3 separate regions of the Homo sapiens genome follow, and regions 1 and 3 are each linked to region 2. Evidence: read pairs that join two places in POLR2A ChIA-PET (ENCODE). Cell type or tissue: MCF 10A. All regions are shown on one strand. Each heading gives the region's core, and the rest is flanking DNA. Links, peaks and the distances in the headings are about the cores only. Region 1 holds the start of MIRLET7BHG (MIRLET7B host gene). Region 2 holds the start of LOC124905134 (a long non-coding RNA gene). Region 3 holds the start of LINC02939 (long intergenic non-protein coding RNA 2939).

The links. Peaks named below come from ENCODE experiments on the same cell type or tissue, not always from the same donor. Only the 100,000 strongest peaks of a DNase experiment are listed, where the experiment ranks them.
Region 1: POLR2A ChIA-PET joins it to region 2 with 21 read pairs; 20 of 35 experiments call an interaction of 5 or more read pairs at or near these places.
Region 3: POLR2A ChIA-PET joins it to region 2 with 22 read pairs; 19 of 35 experiments call an interaction of 5 or more read pairs at or near these places.

Annotation. Positions count from the first base shown.
Region 1 is chr22:46,083,479-46,088,810 of GRCh38, forward strand. The region is part of intron 1 of LOC124905135 (collagen alpha-1(III) chain-like); the gene reads left to right. MIRLET7BHG (MIRLET7B host gene) reads left to right here and starts at 2,519. Exons shown (of 5, transcript NR_110479.1): 1 at 2,519-2,682. LOC112268288 (a long non-coding RNA gene) reads left to right here and starts at 2,689. Exons shown (of 3, transcript XR_002958733.2): 1 at 2,689-5,332. RefSeq lists enhancers at 1,011-1,582, 1,583-2,152, 1,855-3,054, 2,153-2,724, 4,494-5,103. In MCF 10A, for the core only: no CTCF peak of the experiment used is centred there; DNase peaks (open chromatin) are centred at 1,673, 2,065, 2,413 and 4,603.
Region 2 is chr22:46,010,317-46,015,648 of GRCh38, forward strand. It overlaps LOC124905134 (a long non-coding RNA gene), which reads left to right and starts at 3,265. Exons shown (of 2, transcript XR_007068136.1): 1 at 3,265-3,494; 2 at 4,181-5,182. It also overlaps the pseudogene LOC730668. RefSeq lists silencers at 3,367-3,556, 3,707-3,796. In MCF 10A, for the core only: a CTCF peak has its summit at 3,231; a DNase peak (open chromatin) is centred at 3,365.
Region 3 is chr22:46,067,516-46,072,847 of GRCh38, forward strand. All of the region lies in intron 1 of LOC124905135 (collagen alpha-1(III) chain-like), which reads left to right. It overlaps LINC02939 (long intergenic non-protein coding RNA 2939), which reads right to left and starts at 3,506. Exons shown (of 2, transcript NR_148973.1): 1 at 3,124-3,506; 2 at 1-356. RefSeq lists silencers at 3,148-3,927, 3,988-4,067, 4,198-4,407, 4,488-4,577, 4,748-4,827 and enhancers at 4,421-4,975, 4,976-5,332. In MCF 10A, for the core only: no CTCF peak of the experiment used is centred there; DNase peaks (open chromatin) are centred at 1,606, 2,456, 3,646, 4,126 and 1 weaker place.

The sequences.
Region 1 (5,332 bases), core at 155-5,154, 73 kb after region 2:
TTAAAAAAAAATTATCTCACCAAGATAACAAAGTGCAGAATTTATTGGTTTGTATCAGCCTCCTTGAGGGCAGAGCAGTTTTTACAGCCACAATAATTTGCAAATGATGATAACTGTTTATTTTGCAAATATGCTCATATTATGAGGCCATCAGTGGAGGCTTTTTTCTTTTCCCATACGTGTAAGTGTTTGCCTCTGTGTTTCTAAATTCTGGATTCAGGCTCTGCAGTTTCTCACCGGCTGAGACCACGTTCCCACGTTCCTGCCTCAGTGGCAGTGGCCGGGAGGAGGGAAGGGCGCGCCCCCTGTGTTGCCTCCTGCGAGCTCCAGCCGCCACATCCATTTGTTCGTAGAAGTGCTTTGTTGTGGCTTGTTTATTTTAAGGGATGTACCTGTTGGTGGAGATGTTAGCAAATCATAAGAAAAGTAAAAAGTTGATGAAATTTGCCAGAGCCGCTTGGGAGCCAGCTCTGCTGTCTGGTGGTTTTAACGACATCATCCCTTCCAGTTCTGGTCTTTTAGCCTATTGACTCCCGCCTCCTTAGCAAGAGGAATATGGCCCTGGTCTGGGCGCTCTGAAAGATGAGGCAAAGTGAAAAGGCCCCAGCCTCTGGGCCGCAGAGCCTCTAAGCAGCGGTGGGCATGGCGATGGTGGTAATAGTAGCAACAGCACTCTCTGCTGCTGTTCACAGGTGCCCGCTGTGTACCGGGGCTCCTGCTTTCAGAAAAGCACCGGCTCTGGGACCCAAGGTCTCGGTTCAGATGGGGTCGTCTTTGTTTCCAGGCCGTGTTGATCAAGGGCAAGTCATTTCACCTCTCCGGCCTCATTTCCTTATCTGTAAAATGGAGGCAGTAAGTGTCAACTTTCTGAACACATGGAAAGCTGGGTTCATGGTGAGCACCCCATAAATGCTATTGCTTCCTTGCCTTATTTCTAAGGCTCAGACTATGCCTGCAAGGGGGCATTTTCATTACCTCCATTCCACCAGGGGAAGCAGCGAACCTCTGAGAGGCTAAGTGGGTTCCCCAAGATTCAACCAGCTGATAAGTGTTGGGCCAGGGCTTGAACCCAGCCCTGCCATCCTTCAAAGCCCATGTGCTGCCATAGCATTCACCGACGCGTGTTGCGGCACGCGTGTGCGTGGTGCCCCGGGTGTGGACAGCATGTTGGTACGCAGAGGTGCAGAGGTGTGTGCGTGTAATGTTTGCACGTGTGCATAGGTGTCCTCTTATTTCTCCATTGCGTGAGGTTCCTGGTAGGTCGGCAGTTTCCAAAGAGGTGAGCTGGTGTTTGGAGGTGCATTGGTCGGAGTGGGCCACACAGTCCTCAGACCACACCTGGGGATGACTGTGCCATGGGCTCTCCACCACCCCAGGGATGCCCGTGGGAAGAAGGGTGGTTTTCCCCAGTCCAGGGCTAGCCAAAGCTGGCAGCGGGTGGACTGGGCATCCAGGCGTGGGCTTCTCGTAGGTGCTCAGCACTGCTGAGGGAGGCTCTGGCTGAGTGGCCTGCATGCTGGGCCTTGGCCAGACGCGCTGCTGCCTCCTTATGTGGACAGGCGGTTCTGGGCGCCGGCCATTTGCAGACTGGGAGGAGTGGAAGTGAGGCCTGCGGGCCCCGGAGAGGAAATGGCGGCGTGGGCAGGCCCAGAACAGGACCGGGAAGGCGGGCCGAGGGAGGGAGTGGCCCAGAAGGCCTCTGTCGGCCGGTCAGCGTGCTAGCGGCCTTTCTCCAAGAAGCGGCCAGCTGGCCAGGCCTTCCCGGGCAGGTCTGTTTGTCTGCCCACATGCACACACGTGCACCTGCGTGCCAGGGCACGGGGAGGTTTAGTGGCCTTATTTCCTAATAGGGAACATAGCAGGGCCTGGGGTTTGATGAGACGGCGTAACGCCCAGCACACCTTCAGACAAAAGAGACCGTGATAAAAACGGTTCTTACTACAAGGTCCCAGCTTCTGTCTTTAAAATGGGGCTTCCAGCCTCCGCCTCAGTAGATGGTTGGAGGCACTGCATGAGATCCTGGTCTGGGGAGCCCCTGGTTCGTTGGTGTTTCCCTTGCCTTGGCCTAGTAAGAGGGGACGGGAGGCCCAGGCTCTGTGGTGGGCCTGTCTCAGCCCATTTCAAACCCTACCCACTGCCTTCCCATGACCTTAACAGGATGGCATTACCCAGCACTCACCCAGATGCCAGGGTGGCACCGGGTGAGTGGCAGTTTCGGGTGGTCCTGGAGAAGGGTCCTGGCATCGGCTGGTATGAGTCTCTGGGTTTCCGAGCTTCAATGAGGGCTGGATTCAGGGTGTGGGCTGGGCCAGCCATTCCGGCAAAACCCCAGAAGGAATCCACAGGAGGTGGGGACCGGGAAGGCAGCCGGGTTGCGCCAGTGCCTGCAAGGGAACCTCTGGCCCCATTTCCTGGGAGCCTGACCCCGCCCTAGGATTCCTGGAGTGGGTGTGCCCACGCTTCCGGCCCAGACGTGGGTGGAGGGATCCCACCCTGCCAGGCCTCCCGCCTGTGCGGCTTCTTTCAACTCGATGAGAGGAGGACTCCTCCTGGGCCTGGTGCTTCGAGGTCCAGACGAGCAGACACTGGCGCCTGTGACCCTGCAGCGGACGCCCTTCAAAGTCCGTGTGGCCGCATTTGGAAGCCTGGGCGGCGTGGAGACGGCGCCTTCAGCTTGAGATAGTAAGTTGCCCAATGCCTGCACCTGTGGAGACTCCCAGCACCTGGTGGGTGAGCCGCAGGGGGCTCGGGCCTCCATACTGGGTCTCCAGCAGCAGGGGTGAGGTCTCTCCTGTGATGGACTCAAATGACTCAAACCCACTGGGCTCTGCCCGAGGCATCTGCGCTATGGAAGCAGCTTGCAAATGGGCTCTCTGGGGCCACGCCGGCCCACGGCGGCCACAGCCTCGGCCAGGAGCCGTGGAGGGAAAGATGAGGCCGCTGCAGCATTTCCGTCTGCCAGGGCGACGGGGGCCAGCAGGGCAGGAGCAGCGGGGAACCCTGGGTGGTGGAGATCCCCTGCCTTGGTCCAGGGGAGAAAGCTGGGGGCCGCATTTGGCACCCCCAGGGCAGTGCCAGTGCATGTTGGATGTTAGACTCAGCCCCACATGGCAAGGGGTGTTGAGCTTTGTTGAGCACATACTAAGTGCCAGACCCCAGGCCAGGTGCTTTCCATCCATTTTGATAAACATCCATTTTTAAATTTAATCTGCCAGTTCCATTTCCCTGCCACATCCATTTGGAGCCAGCACGTAGCAGTGCTGTTCTCAGGCCAGAATGTGGAGTAAGCAGGACAGACAGCGTCCCTGTCTGGGTGGAAGTTCCAGTCTAGTGACGTGTGGGTGCTAACGGTTTTCTATATGAGGAGGCCAAGGTTCAGAGAGGCCGAGGGATCTCCCCAGAGTCACGGGGCCAGCAGGTACCAGAGCCTTCTCCCTAACCCAGGTCCTCCCCACGACTGTGCCTGCACAGAACCACACAGGATCCCTGTTTATCTTCAGATCTTCAGCCTCTCTTGGATGCTGGCCTTGTCTGGTTCTCTCCAGACACCCAGCACTAGGAAGGACCATTCCGTCGGCTTGGAGTTCTTTTGCCCCGGGGAGAGCCGGAATTGTCCTGGGGTCATGGGTCACTCTGGCTCTGAGGCCCTGAGTCCTCTCTGGCTGAGTGGCCAGCATTCAGCGCATGCTGGTTTGGGCTGTATGGGGCTCCAGGGCACCCTGCCACTCTCGGGCTCTGTGCCCAGGCTGGTGTGCTGGCAGGTGTGAGACTGCACGCAGTGTGGCAGCAGGCGGTGGCAAGGAGGGAGCTGTGGTCATCCTCGTTCTTGGTGTTCCTACGGCCCAGAGGTGGGAACGTATGAGACTGTACACCCAGATGCCGTGTGCCAGACCAGGATGGGCTCACAAGACACCAGCCCTGCATGGGCAGACGGGGACCACATCAGGTCACGGGGCACAAGAACCTTCTGGAGACCCCACCCCATCTGTCGGCATGGTTCACGTTCATGGATGACCAATCATCTCTGAGCGCTGTGGCGCTCATGGCCCTGAGTCCACGGGTTTTCTCGTGTTTCAGAGCAGTTCTGAGCCCACTTCATTCTGCAGAGCACTGGCTCAGAGAGGTTATGGAACTCATCATGTGCCAGGCCCCAGGACGGCCACGGGAAGAGGCCTGAGAATGCCGTCGAGTGACGGGATCCAGCAGACCTGGTGGAGCACCGGGGCCTTGGCCAGAGGGGCTGGAGCCCTAGACCCAAGGTCTAAGCCCTGCACTGCCTGCGCCTGGCCCACAGGCATGGCGGCCTCACTGAGAGGCAGGCTGCATGTCCTCAGCAAACACGGGCACCAGACGGAGACCAGACAGAGGCCAGTACCAGGCGGGGCTGAGAAGTTAGCCGGAGCATCCTAGGATGCCAGGAAGCCTTCCAGAGGTGGCAGCCCCGCAGCCCCCGCTCCTTCCCACAGCTGACCTCCAGGGCTGCAGCTGCAGGGCCCCTGCGTCCAGCCCTCGGACCTGCCACGTCCCAGGGCCCCACTGCCAGGCACCGCCCCGTGCCGGCCCTGTACAGGCCACATCTGCTGCAGCAGCCATGCCAGAGCTCCGCCTCCCGGGCTCCGTCCCCATGGAAACCACGGTGGGGGGGGCTCCTCCTGCATTTGGCCCGCTGACTGGTTTCCATTAGAGCCGGCCTGCTTTCCCTGAGCTCTGCCCCTGCAGTTCAAGGCTTCCCCTGGGGGTTTCTTCCCACATTTACCGAGCACCAGCCGTTCCGTGCCAGGGAACCCAGCGGTCTGGGCCCCGCCCGCCCTGGCCAGCACCCACCGGTGGTGCCTGATGCCCGGCACCGTGGCTGCTCCCCTGTCCTTTCTTATCGAAGGCCAGCTGCTGCTGGGTCCTGGTGTCGTGGACTCAGCCCTGGATCTGAGTCAGGGCACTGGGCTCCCATCCTGGCTGGGCCGTAGAATCACTGGTGGGCACTTGAATAAGCCCCTTCCTCTCTCCGGGTCTCAGTTTACCCATCTGTAAAATGAAAAGCTCCATCTATTTCTTGAGTTCCTTGCAATGCCGAGAAAGAAAGACAAAGAGAAAATGAAGCCACAGTACACTGTTGCTGCCGGGTTCTCAGAACTGGGATTTTTGTTTGCTTTCAAAGAGGGTTTTTTTTTTCTAGGGAAAGAGTCATGGAATTTGACCAGAGATGATTGTTTGAGGGGCCAAGAGCCAGCCAGAGCCCACGGACATGCAGCATGGAAGGTGTAGCCAGAAGCCTGGGCAGCGATACCCGCCGGTCCGCCTTGGCATCTGCTTGGCACCCAGTGACCTGGCTGTG
Region 2 (5,332 bases), core at 240-5,239:
CCCATAAGCAGTGCTTGGGGCATGCGGGGTTGCTGGAGCACTCCCAAGCCACTCCCAACACCTGGAAGGAGCCTCCCCTCCTCAGGATTCTCAGCGGCGTTTGCAGCTTGGATGACTGTGGACCCAGAAGCTCTGGGGAGTTATCCAGGTTCTATGTGGCATGAGTATCCCTCTGTGCCTCAGTTTTCCACCCATGGAATAGGGCACGAAACTCATAATCTCTCTGATCCCTCTCGGCTCCTACCCCACCTTCCTGGAGGCCTTGTTCATTCTCATGTGTGTCTCCCCCACATCCTCTTACCCATGTGACTCTGCCTGCCATGAAAGCAGGAGTCATGACTGCAGTCTCACGGTTGAATGTTCTGCACCTGGCACCCAGCCTAGGCCAGAGGATGGATGCCACACCACTGGTGTTTTCTGAATGAATCAATGAGTCAGTCAATAAATGGAGTGAATGAATGAACAAAAGAAAGAACTCTTTCTATACTCACTCGATCCATTAATGTCCCCTCCCATACAATAAAGATTCCCTTATAGCAGCCCTAGGAGTCTACCCTTGCATGCCTCACATGACAGGGAACTCACCACCTTTCAAGATAGCCTATTTCCTGTTGGGGCAACTCAGGTCAGAGAGTATTTCCCTGAGCTGGCCTCATCCCTGGCCCCTCCCCAGGAGAGTGGCTGGGGGAAGGAGTGCCGGGGGGCAGAGGAAGGAGCCCTCAGTCCCCATGGTCCACAGAGCTTGCGTCTGGTGAGTGCTGAGAGCAGGTGGAGGGACTCCAGAGCTCCAGAAACCCCTTGGCTCTCTCTGTGCTGGGCCCAGCTGAAGTCCCAGGGTGGGCGGGGGCAAGACAGTGAGTCCTGCTCTGCCCAGGGCCCAGCTGGGATAGGGCCAGCGCACCAGGAGGTCCACAGAGGCAGAGAAAGCAACCGAGCGGGAGCGGAGCTGGGGCAGGACAGGTGGTCTGTGCTGTTTCCATGGCTCCGGTGCCTCTGCCTGCCTCACTGGCCTGGGAAAAACAAGCCGGGCACTGAGCAAACAGCGCCTGTGACCGCCCCGGACAAAGGCTGGGCTGTTTAGGCAACCGGACGGCCAAATGGGCCTCCCTGGCGGAACACCGGTTTAGACTGGGCCCGTCGGGGCTGAGTTGCCAGGCCCCACAGCCTGTCCCTTGGGTCTCTGGGGAACAAGCTGGGGCTGGCGGTGGGGACAGGGAGTGGAGGGGAGAGGCTGGGAGGGCCGGGGCAGGCACTACCCCAGTTCTGCCCTCTGGCACCCAGTTCCCTTGCCCAGCCATTCAGGAGAATGAAGACAGCAGGATCTCAGCGGATAAAGGAATAGGGTTTCTCTGTCCAGCCACAGTGACTGGGGCTCAGCAGCAACATATCCCGTGGGACTTCCACCCTCCCAAGGGGCACCCCCAAAGAGTGACCAGTCCTGGGCCCATGTGTGAAGGGTATTTTTGCTGCTACTGTGGACAGATGCTGTCTTCGGCCCCAAGCCAGGCAAACCCAGAATGCCAGAGTGCAGTGCGGGAGGCGGTCCTCCCCCAGGGAGGGATGGGGCTGGGGACAAAAGCCCTCCACAGGGGCAACTCAGAGGCCTGCCCTCCCGGCTCAGGCTCCCGAGACAGAGCCCAGGGCCAGGCGGTGGCTGACTCCACTAGCGGAGTGCCCTGGACTGGCCGAGGCCCTCCCTCCCGGGGCCACTCACATGAATCTTTGCTTCAGGGCCGGCTTCTGGGGAGACCCAGAGCACGACAGGAGCTCATAGACAGGCCTCTGCGGGTGCGTGGGTTACAATGGCGTCTGCGGTCCTGGAACTCAGAGGCAGAGGAGGCGGGACCCTGTCATCCCAATCACTGTGATTCAGCAGCATGGGAAGCCAAGGGGCACTGAGGCTAGAAGGACCCAGAGCTGAGGGACACTGGGCTGGCCTGCAGGGGAGAGGCTCTGATTTTAAGGAGAAAGGAGATAAGGATGGGGCCCAGGGCAAGGGGTGCCATCTACAGAGCAGCTCCCAGGCCTGCAGAAGCTCCCTGGTCTGTGTCACTGTGGGCTCCCTGGCAGTGGCATTCCCAGCACCCCTCCCGCTGCCACTTCCCCACTTGGGGCTGGACCACCGGCCTGCCTGCAGGGGAGCTTGTGGGGTCTCAGCCCAACAGCCTGGAGCCCAGGGGCAGGCAGCAGCATGCTCTGCTGACCCGGCAGCCACATGGGCCCCCGGAAGCTGCCTCCGAGGCAAGCTTGCACCAGCAGGATGTCAGGGCTGCCCTGGAGCCAACACTGGGGACCGAAGGGAAGGACACAGGCGTAGGCAGGGGCAGCAATTGGACCCTGTGCGTACCTGACCCTATGCGAGCTCTGCAGCTCAAAGGGACCAGAGCTGGCCTGAGTTGGGCAGAATGGGCTGGACCTTATGCTCTGGATCGATGGGGCTGACCCACGGAAGCCAGGACCTTCGGGCCAACCCTGAAGGGACCACGGCTGAGGACTGTGTGCCCTGGAGGGAGTTCTGAGATGGGGGGTGTAGGGGTGGGGAACCCACAGGCAGGCACTGCCTCAGGGCCTCCCTCCTGTCCCATGGCCCCCAGGTGTCCTGCGGCCCCACACTCAGCCTCCTTCTGGGGGTCTGGGTGGCTGCACCTTCCATGGTGCCAGCCAGGCCTTGTGCCCATCTCCACCCCCTTGCCCTCACCTGCCCCAACCCACCACGCCTTGGCGGCCTCCTCTCGGGGCTTCCTGGCCTCCACCAAGCTGCACCCACCTCCGCCCTCATCACCCAGGAGGCCTTCCCCGGCCTGGCCCGACGCAGGCTCCACAGTCTCTCACCAGCCTCCCAGCTGCTGGCAGTGAAATTCACAGGAGCTCCCTCTGGGGCAAGGGTGCCTCCGCCTCCTCCATGGCAGCGTCCCCAGCCCTGCACGGGGCCCCCAGTGAACACATGGGCTGAATAAATGAGTGAGGGCATGAGGGACGCCTGAACACACGAATGAGAGAATGGCACTGGGGGTCCGTGAACAGCTTGTTGCATTGAAGATGGTGAAGGATTTTCATCCTGGTCCAAGCATGGAGGCCTCTCTAGAAACCGTCCCTTCCAGCTCCATGAGGGGTGAACTCTGAGCTCAGAGGCCATGGGGCCAAGTGCAGAAAATGGCTTTGAACTCTGGAGGAAGGAAAGAAGCCACCCTCCAGGAAGGAGTAAGAACCGCTCTGGAACATTCCCAGGAAAGGTCGCTGGGGGGCAGACCTGAGAGGTTCCCCGGACTCGGCGGACCCAGATCCCCCGCAGGGCAGCCCCTGGTGAGTCAGGGCCTGAGTCAGCGCCCTCCGCCTTCCCAGAGGCCCCGCCAGGACCTGCAGCCCTGGGCGCCCCAGCAGCCCGGCCCTGCTCAGCGCAGCTCTGGGTTGGAACTTGCACTTTCCAGTAACTCGGACCTCCCCCCGGCCGCCTTCCCAGGCGCCACCGGGCCCAGCAGATCGTCACCGTCCAGGTGCAGGGTGGGGGTGTGTGAAAGTCAGGCCTGGGACCCGGGCAAGTTGCTGCCGTGCCCTCTGGCTTCCCGGGGGACATCCTTCACCTTTGTGCGCCCAAACCCTCTGTGCTGCGGTTCCAACCCCCCTCCACATTCCCGCCTGCTCCTCCGGGCCTGCCCGTTCCCTCTGCCTTCCTGGGAACCTCCCTCTATCTCCGCATCTTCCGCCGCTCCCTTCCCTGCGGCAGCCGGCGGGCTCCGACTCTCGCTCTTCAGGGAACACCGCCCTTGGCGCCACGCCCACCTCCACCCGCGGCCACCTTCCCTCCCTCCCACCGCCAGACCTTCAAGACAGGATCTACCCCGGGCGGCCCCCAGCACAGGTCTCAGCCCCCTCCAGACTGGGGTTGTCGCCACCCTCCACTGAAATGGCGGCAGCCAGCTCCCTCCTGCCGCAGCCGGTGGCAGCCAGCTCCAGGCCTGGCCGGCCCCGCCCACCCTGTGTCTCGAGTGGCACCCACGGCGCTGTCCCTGTCCCGCCTGTCTTCTCGTGACCTCATCCGGCTCCAGACTCTCACATGTTTACGCCTTCAGCCCTGCCCAGCCCTGGACCCCAAGTCCCCTCCAATATTTCTTTTTCCTTTCTTGTATTTTTATTTATTTATTTATTTATTTATTGAGACAGTTTCGCTCTTGTCGCCCAGGCTGGAGTGCAGTGGCGCGATCTCGGCTCACCGCAACCTCCGTCTCCCCGGTTCAAGCGATTCTCCTGCCTCAGCCTCCCAAGTAGCTGGGATTACAGGCGTGTGCCACCACGCCCGGCGAATGTTGTATTTTCAGTAGAGACGGGGTTTCAGCATGTTGGTCAAGCTGGTCTCTAACTCTTGATCTCAAGTGAACCACCAGCCTCAGCCTCCCAAAGTGCTGGGATTACAGGCGTGAGCCACCGCGCACGGCTATCCCTTCCAATATTTCCGAGGCCAGCTGCCCAGAGAAGGAGGGCTGGGTGGAGAGGACCGTGCCAGCAGCAGTAGGCCTGGGCCAGGAGACAGGCACGCACCTCCGCGGTCTCTGGCGAGTCTATGTCCACACAGCGGCAGGACCTCCACCCCCAGCCACCTGCAGCAGCCCCACATCTCCACCGGGTCACCCTGCTGACATCAAGAGTGCCTCCCGCAATGTCCCAACCCATGAGGGCTTCTTGGAGCTGAACCAGGGCACCGGCCACTTCTGGAGGGGGGCTGCTCGTGACTTCCGACCTCTGTCTCGCTAGTTGGCATGAGAAGACTGGACTCCTTCTGCAGGCCTCAGGGCAGAGGCAGATGTCAGCCCCCAGGGATGTCACTGCCAGAACCCCAGATGCCCCAAGCCATCTGGACTCCCCCTGTGCAGTATCTCTGCTACAATAAAATGTACCCAGATCTGAGTCCTCTCACCTGGGCGACTGCCAATGTCCCCTGCGGCCCTATACCCCGCCCCCAGGAGCCCAGAGGATCTTTCTTTTTAAAGATATTCAGACCTCACAGATAAGTCTGCCCTGACCAGCCCCTCCCCAGTTCCCAGGCCCTATCCTGACAACGGCCACAACTTCAGAGCAGCTGAAACCTGCTGTGAGTGAAAAATGAGAAGCTGTTGTTTTAATTTTACTTTCTCTGATTACTAATGAGGTTATTTCTTCTCTGCATAAAAACTTCATTCGTGTTTAATTGGATTTTTGTCTTTTTGTTAATGTATAGGAGCTCCTTTTGTTCTTACATATATTATGAATTCAAATTCTTATAGATAAAGATTAATGTTTAGAGGCAAAATCATGGTTCTCATGCAAATACAAATTGAACACACCTAAGATTTTATTT
Region 3 (5,332 bases), core at 66-5,065, 57 kb after region 2:
AGGATGATCGAAGTGGCATCTTATCCAGGAGCCACTGAAAACTTGCAATCTCAAGTTTATTGGGCTGGCTTTAAAAACATCATTATTCTTGGATGTGCAACTGAATGTTCAGAACCCAAGTGAAAATGTAATTTTTCACTCACTCGCCGTCCTTGCTTTAATTAGATTAAATGCATCTGTTTCCTAAGTCCTCATAATGCCTTGGATACTGAGAAATTTAAAATGTCGACCCGTTGAGAAAAAAGAAACGAAACCGAAGCACCCCCCTCAGCCTTCTGAGGCTGGACTGTGGGCCAGGGGCTGGCGGAGAAAGCAAGGCAGCAGGAAATTGCCGGCTCCATTCCCATTAGGCGGATCTGGGGAGAAATCAGGAAAAAAATAACTGTATAAGGCTGACACTGTAAACATCCTAGTACAGCAGCAGCCTTCCTAGACCTTATTTTCAAACATCTGACCTCAGGCATGGCTGTGGCCCACAGGCGAAAACCAAGTTTTTCTTCCTGGAAACTTATCCATCACAGTGCTCATCAACAATGTAAATTTTCCGGGTTTTCTTGTTGATAATTTGAGCATACTGTAAAAAATATTATTATTTACTTTGAATAATATGATAGCAAATAGACAGAAACAATCTAACCTGAATAATATCCAGTGGAATTACCTGAGTGCTCTTATTTTTGCTGAATAAAGCGGCATTTGATTTCTGAATTTGCAACCAAATTATATGTAAATCCTTGCCAAGTACAGGGGAAATTTTTTTAAAAAGAGTGTGTGTTCTTGAATATTGTTCTGACTTATCTGATTTCCTGCTTTACCAAATAAAAATTGGAAGTGGGAAAAAGGCATTAAATTAACTTATTACAGTGAGAGCAAGAAAAAAAAATCATTTAATAAAAAGAAGGTTAGCAAGCCAGTATGATTATACAATGATTTCAGGTGAAAATTACAAAGCTAATATCCTGGCATTTAGTCACTGCGTTCAGTAATGATACAGTTGTCAAATTTGTATTTGTGCCAATGGAACAAAACTTGTAAGTGGCATAATAGAAGATAATCTCTTTTTCTTTGTGGCTTTTTAAATTCAATGTTTTAATCCATTTAATCACAAAACATATATCACATTAGTTATAATATTTATAGTGTTTAGGAACGTGATTATAAATACAGTGTGGTTGTTGGGTGTAGCCTTTTTTTTTCCTTTTTTCGCTTGAACGTGTATCTCCGAGGTATGCATCATTTCTAGAGATTGCCCTTGAGAACAGTTTTATTGAGAATAGTAACCATATATTTATGTTCAGAATCCCCATTTGGTCGTTACCGGCTGTGTTCATTATTTTGGAAAAACAAGATTCCATATTAAAAGGCCTGGTGCTTATGATGTTTAGATCTCTGCATTCATCTCAGTTTCTAAAGCATTTTTGTTCTTCTGGAGTCCCTAAACTTGCTAAACCACAAAATATCTGTAGTATGTTTTTTAAAGTAGTTGAACCATACAGCAACGATGGGGTACAGGAGGAGTTTATAGAGCAGTTAGCGGTTGAGTTCTGCCTTAGTGTGGCTGGGTTAGGAGGGGCTACAGGGGCATATGTGGGACTTTGGGCACTGCTGGGCACAGACTCATCCTGTGGGAATGTGTGCTCTCACCCCACACTTCCTATTTGGGGCTGAAAATTTTAATAGTGAAGAAAGAAAATGATAAAGCACTGTGCTAGACAGGATTGATTTCCCCTGCTGTATTGCTAGAAGGTAGACACGGCATGTCTGCGTCTCAGGCTGCCGAGAGAGCCGTGCCCTTTTCTGGGGAAGCACAGAGCTCCTGAGCTTCCAGCTCTGGGCCCCACAGCCCTTGGAGCTGGGGGGTGAGGGGGAGACACAGGACCTTCCTCAGGAAAAGAGGGCACCCCACTCGATAGTGAAGCCACCAGGCAGCTATGGAAAGTGAAAGTTGGTCCGGATTCCAATGAAAAGATTAATTGGAAAACATTTCTACTCCATTTTCTAAAACTGAGTTTTCCCATAGAAAAAAAAATAATAAAGCTATCCCTAAAGTTCTTTCAGCTTCTAAAAAGAAGATGCTGTAGTAAGATTCCAGTCCCCACCGCCCCAACTCCCAGGAAAGCAATTGGGAAGGTTTCTTAACATACCCTGAGTTCTTCCTTCCCTCCCCCCAAATTCCGTGTGTCATGGGGTGGAGGCAGTGGTGTGTTTATCAGGGTGGCTGGCACAATTCACAGCCACAATCATGGGGGTCTAGCGAGCTGTGGAAGGCAGCTCAGTGGGCAGCGAGGCCCTGGCAGAGTTGCCCGGCTGCCCCAGCCCAGCGTTGCCCTCCTGGGCAGTCTAATCCAATGTGAAATGAAGTTTCCTGGGAAGCAGGGCACACGAGGAACTTTTGAATTTACCAATGGCATAAAAAGTATATATATTTTTATGACAACGGGCAAGTTTCAATTGGTTGGCAGAAATGGCGAGATGTGACGTCAAGGGACACTGGTTAGAATGCCAAGGCCGGCGGCGGGGGGTTGGGGGGAGACAGGCACAGACAGACATTGGGTTGGGACCCGGGAGGCCTTGTTTCTCTCGGGCCCTGGCCGCCAAAGGGCCGTCGCAGGCGTCTGGGGACATCAGCTCCATGCGGCTCTGGGCCAGGGCATGCTCGGGCAGGGGGACGGGGTCTGCGAATAGTGACTCTGTGTCCGCGTGCGTCCCCGAGAGCCGGAGGCCCAGGCCGGCCCCTCTGCGGTTTGGGAACCACTCAGGCGCCTCTGTGGAGCGGGCGGGAAAAGACGCCGCGGCCTCCTTGGCATTCTAACCCGTGTCCGGACCCTAGAGGCCGGCCGGTCTCAACCACCGGGAGGGCCTGGGAGGGAACCGTGTGGCCCGGGGCCAGCAGTGTCGCCATCGGGCTCCGAGAGAGCAAAGCTGTGGCCTTGAACTTCTCCCCGAAGCTCCTGTGCCCTGAGTCGGGGAAGCAGGAAGTTGTTGCCACCGGGAAGGAAGAGAGCGCGCTCGGAGCTGGGCAGCGGCTCCAGGCACCGCGCCCCTGCCCATCCCACGCCTCCCCGGGCACCGTGAACCACCCCCCAACCCAACTCCTCCAGGCACCTTGCGCGCCCCTCTTACATCTCCCGGCACTGTGCGCTGACCCCTGCCTCCGCCGGCCGGCTCCCGTGTGCCGAGTCCGGACTCCCACCCCTCTGGGCACCCCTTGCTCCGCGGGGCCGGCGGTGTCCTGGAAGCCGCCGCGGGGTTGCCCGTGCGCGCGCTCCGCCCTGGGGGAAGCCCGCTGCCACCGTCGGCCCCGAGCGCTGTCCCGGGGCCGCGTCGAGAGCTCCGCAGCGCACACTGTTCCCCGCGGGGACGAGCCTGGAGAGCCTGACCGCTGTCCGCGGCGCGCTCGGGGCTGCGGGCACCAGGTTGCGGGGACTGCAGGGACCGTCGGTCAGCCAGGGGTCCCAGAGCCGGGCCCGAGCGTGCGCGCGCGTCCCGCTGCCCGCAATCATGGCAGCCGGCGCCTTGGAGCGCAGCCGCCGAGCGCGCCCCAGCAGCCGCCTCGGTGCCAGGGCGGCGGGGGCGGGCCGGGCCGGGAGCTCGCGCCCGCCCGCCCGCCTCGGCCGCGCGGGCCCCGGGGCGCGAAACGGAAGGCCGCTGGGTCTCCGCGACGCGGTGCCCTTGCCCGGGGCGGGCGGCGGGAGGGGCCGCGGGGCGGGGGCGCGCTGGAGGGGAGCGCCCGGGGCGGCGTGCCCGCGGGGACGCGCACGCGGGGCTGCGGGGCGAGGCGCGGGGCCCGGGCGGCGAATCCGCTGCTCGCACCGCCCGCCCCGCCCGCGCGCGCCGTCCCGGGGTGGGGGGCGGTGGAAGGGGGAACCCAGGAGGGGCGGCGCCCGGTCTTCACCCGCAGCGGGCACGGCGGGGGCCGCGGGGGGCCTCGTTGGTATTCCGGGCGCGGTTGCATCCGCGACCTCCCCGCAGAACAGGGGTGCCCGGGCGCGCGGGCACCGCCGCCGCTCTCGGGCGGTCTCCGCGGGCTGCGGGGCCCGCAGGCGCCTTGCTTTCCCCGTCCCCTCCTCCCTGGGTTCCCCGTACTCCCTCCCCCGCTCCGATCCGGCGGCGAAGGGGTGGGCAGGGAAACGCGCTCTCTGGGACAGGTGCCAACTCCGAGACAAAAGACATAAAATAGGCGGCAACGGGGGAAGCGCGGCCGGCGCGCTCGGGCGGGGACGGCGGCGCCGCGGGGGCCGCATCCTCGGTGCCGACCCGGGAAAGTTTGGGAAGTCGCCGCAGCGGCTTCGCAGCGGCGGGGGACGCGCGGCCCGGGTCGCCCTCCGCGCCGCGCTCGCCCTCTCCGCGCCGCTGCTGAATAATTCATGGCGCGGCCGCCGGCCATTAGCATGCACCGGGCGCGCGGCGCGTCTGTGCCAAGCCGCCGCCGCATTCGGCGCCCGGGCAGCGCCAGACGAGCGGCCGCGCGGCGGCCGGGCCCACGCTGTCCCCGCGCCCGCCCGTCCGGCGGCGCCCATTGTGCCCCGGCCCGCCCCGCCGGGCTGTCCCCAAGCCCGCCTGCAACCCACCGCCCGCCCGACGGCCCGGCCCTGCAAGTCCTGGCTCGCGACGCCCGCCCCGGAATGCACGTGAACTTGGAGAAAGTCGCGGGGCGCGCCGGCCGGGCTCTCCGCGGCAGGGCGTGGGCGTCCCGGGGCCGGCGCGCTTTCGTTTTCGTCTGGGACAAAGGTCCCTTGCGGCGCGCGGACGCCGTGACCGGGTCCTGCGGGCCACTCTGTGGCGCAGTCGGGTCGCTAAGCGCAGGGAAGCCGGAGCCCGAAGGCAAGGAGAGACGCGGCGCGGGGCCGGGGAAGTGGGGCCTGGGCCGTGCGCTTCGCCCGCGGCAGTCCAGAGCCGTCCCACCCTGCGAAGAGTTGCGGGAACTGGCACCGCTCTGCCGTCCGCCGCTTCGACGCGGGAAGAGGGTGAGCGTTTGGAACCCAGGACTCAGACCGCTAGCTGAGGGCCTGTGCAGCTCTGGGCACGCGAGCGCGGCGCCGGCGGCGGCCAGGCACGGTCCTCCCGCAAGGGCAGGGCTGTCGACCTGTGCGCCCCAGGTCACGATCGGGTTCACGGCGACTCCTGAGGACGGTAAGTGCATTTCTCACTTTCGCTGCTTAGTGAGTATTTAAATATTAATGAAGGGATCTCTAAGAGGGACCCTTCCGTAGGGCAGGCCTTCCACAGACCAGGGAACGCACCGAGGAGGTTGCTCTTGAACCTGAAGCCGCACCAGCTTGCAAGAACTCCACTCGGCATTAATCTGGATCTTGGAATTTGTGAAGCACAG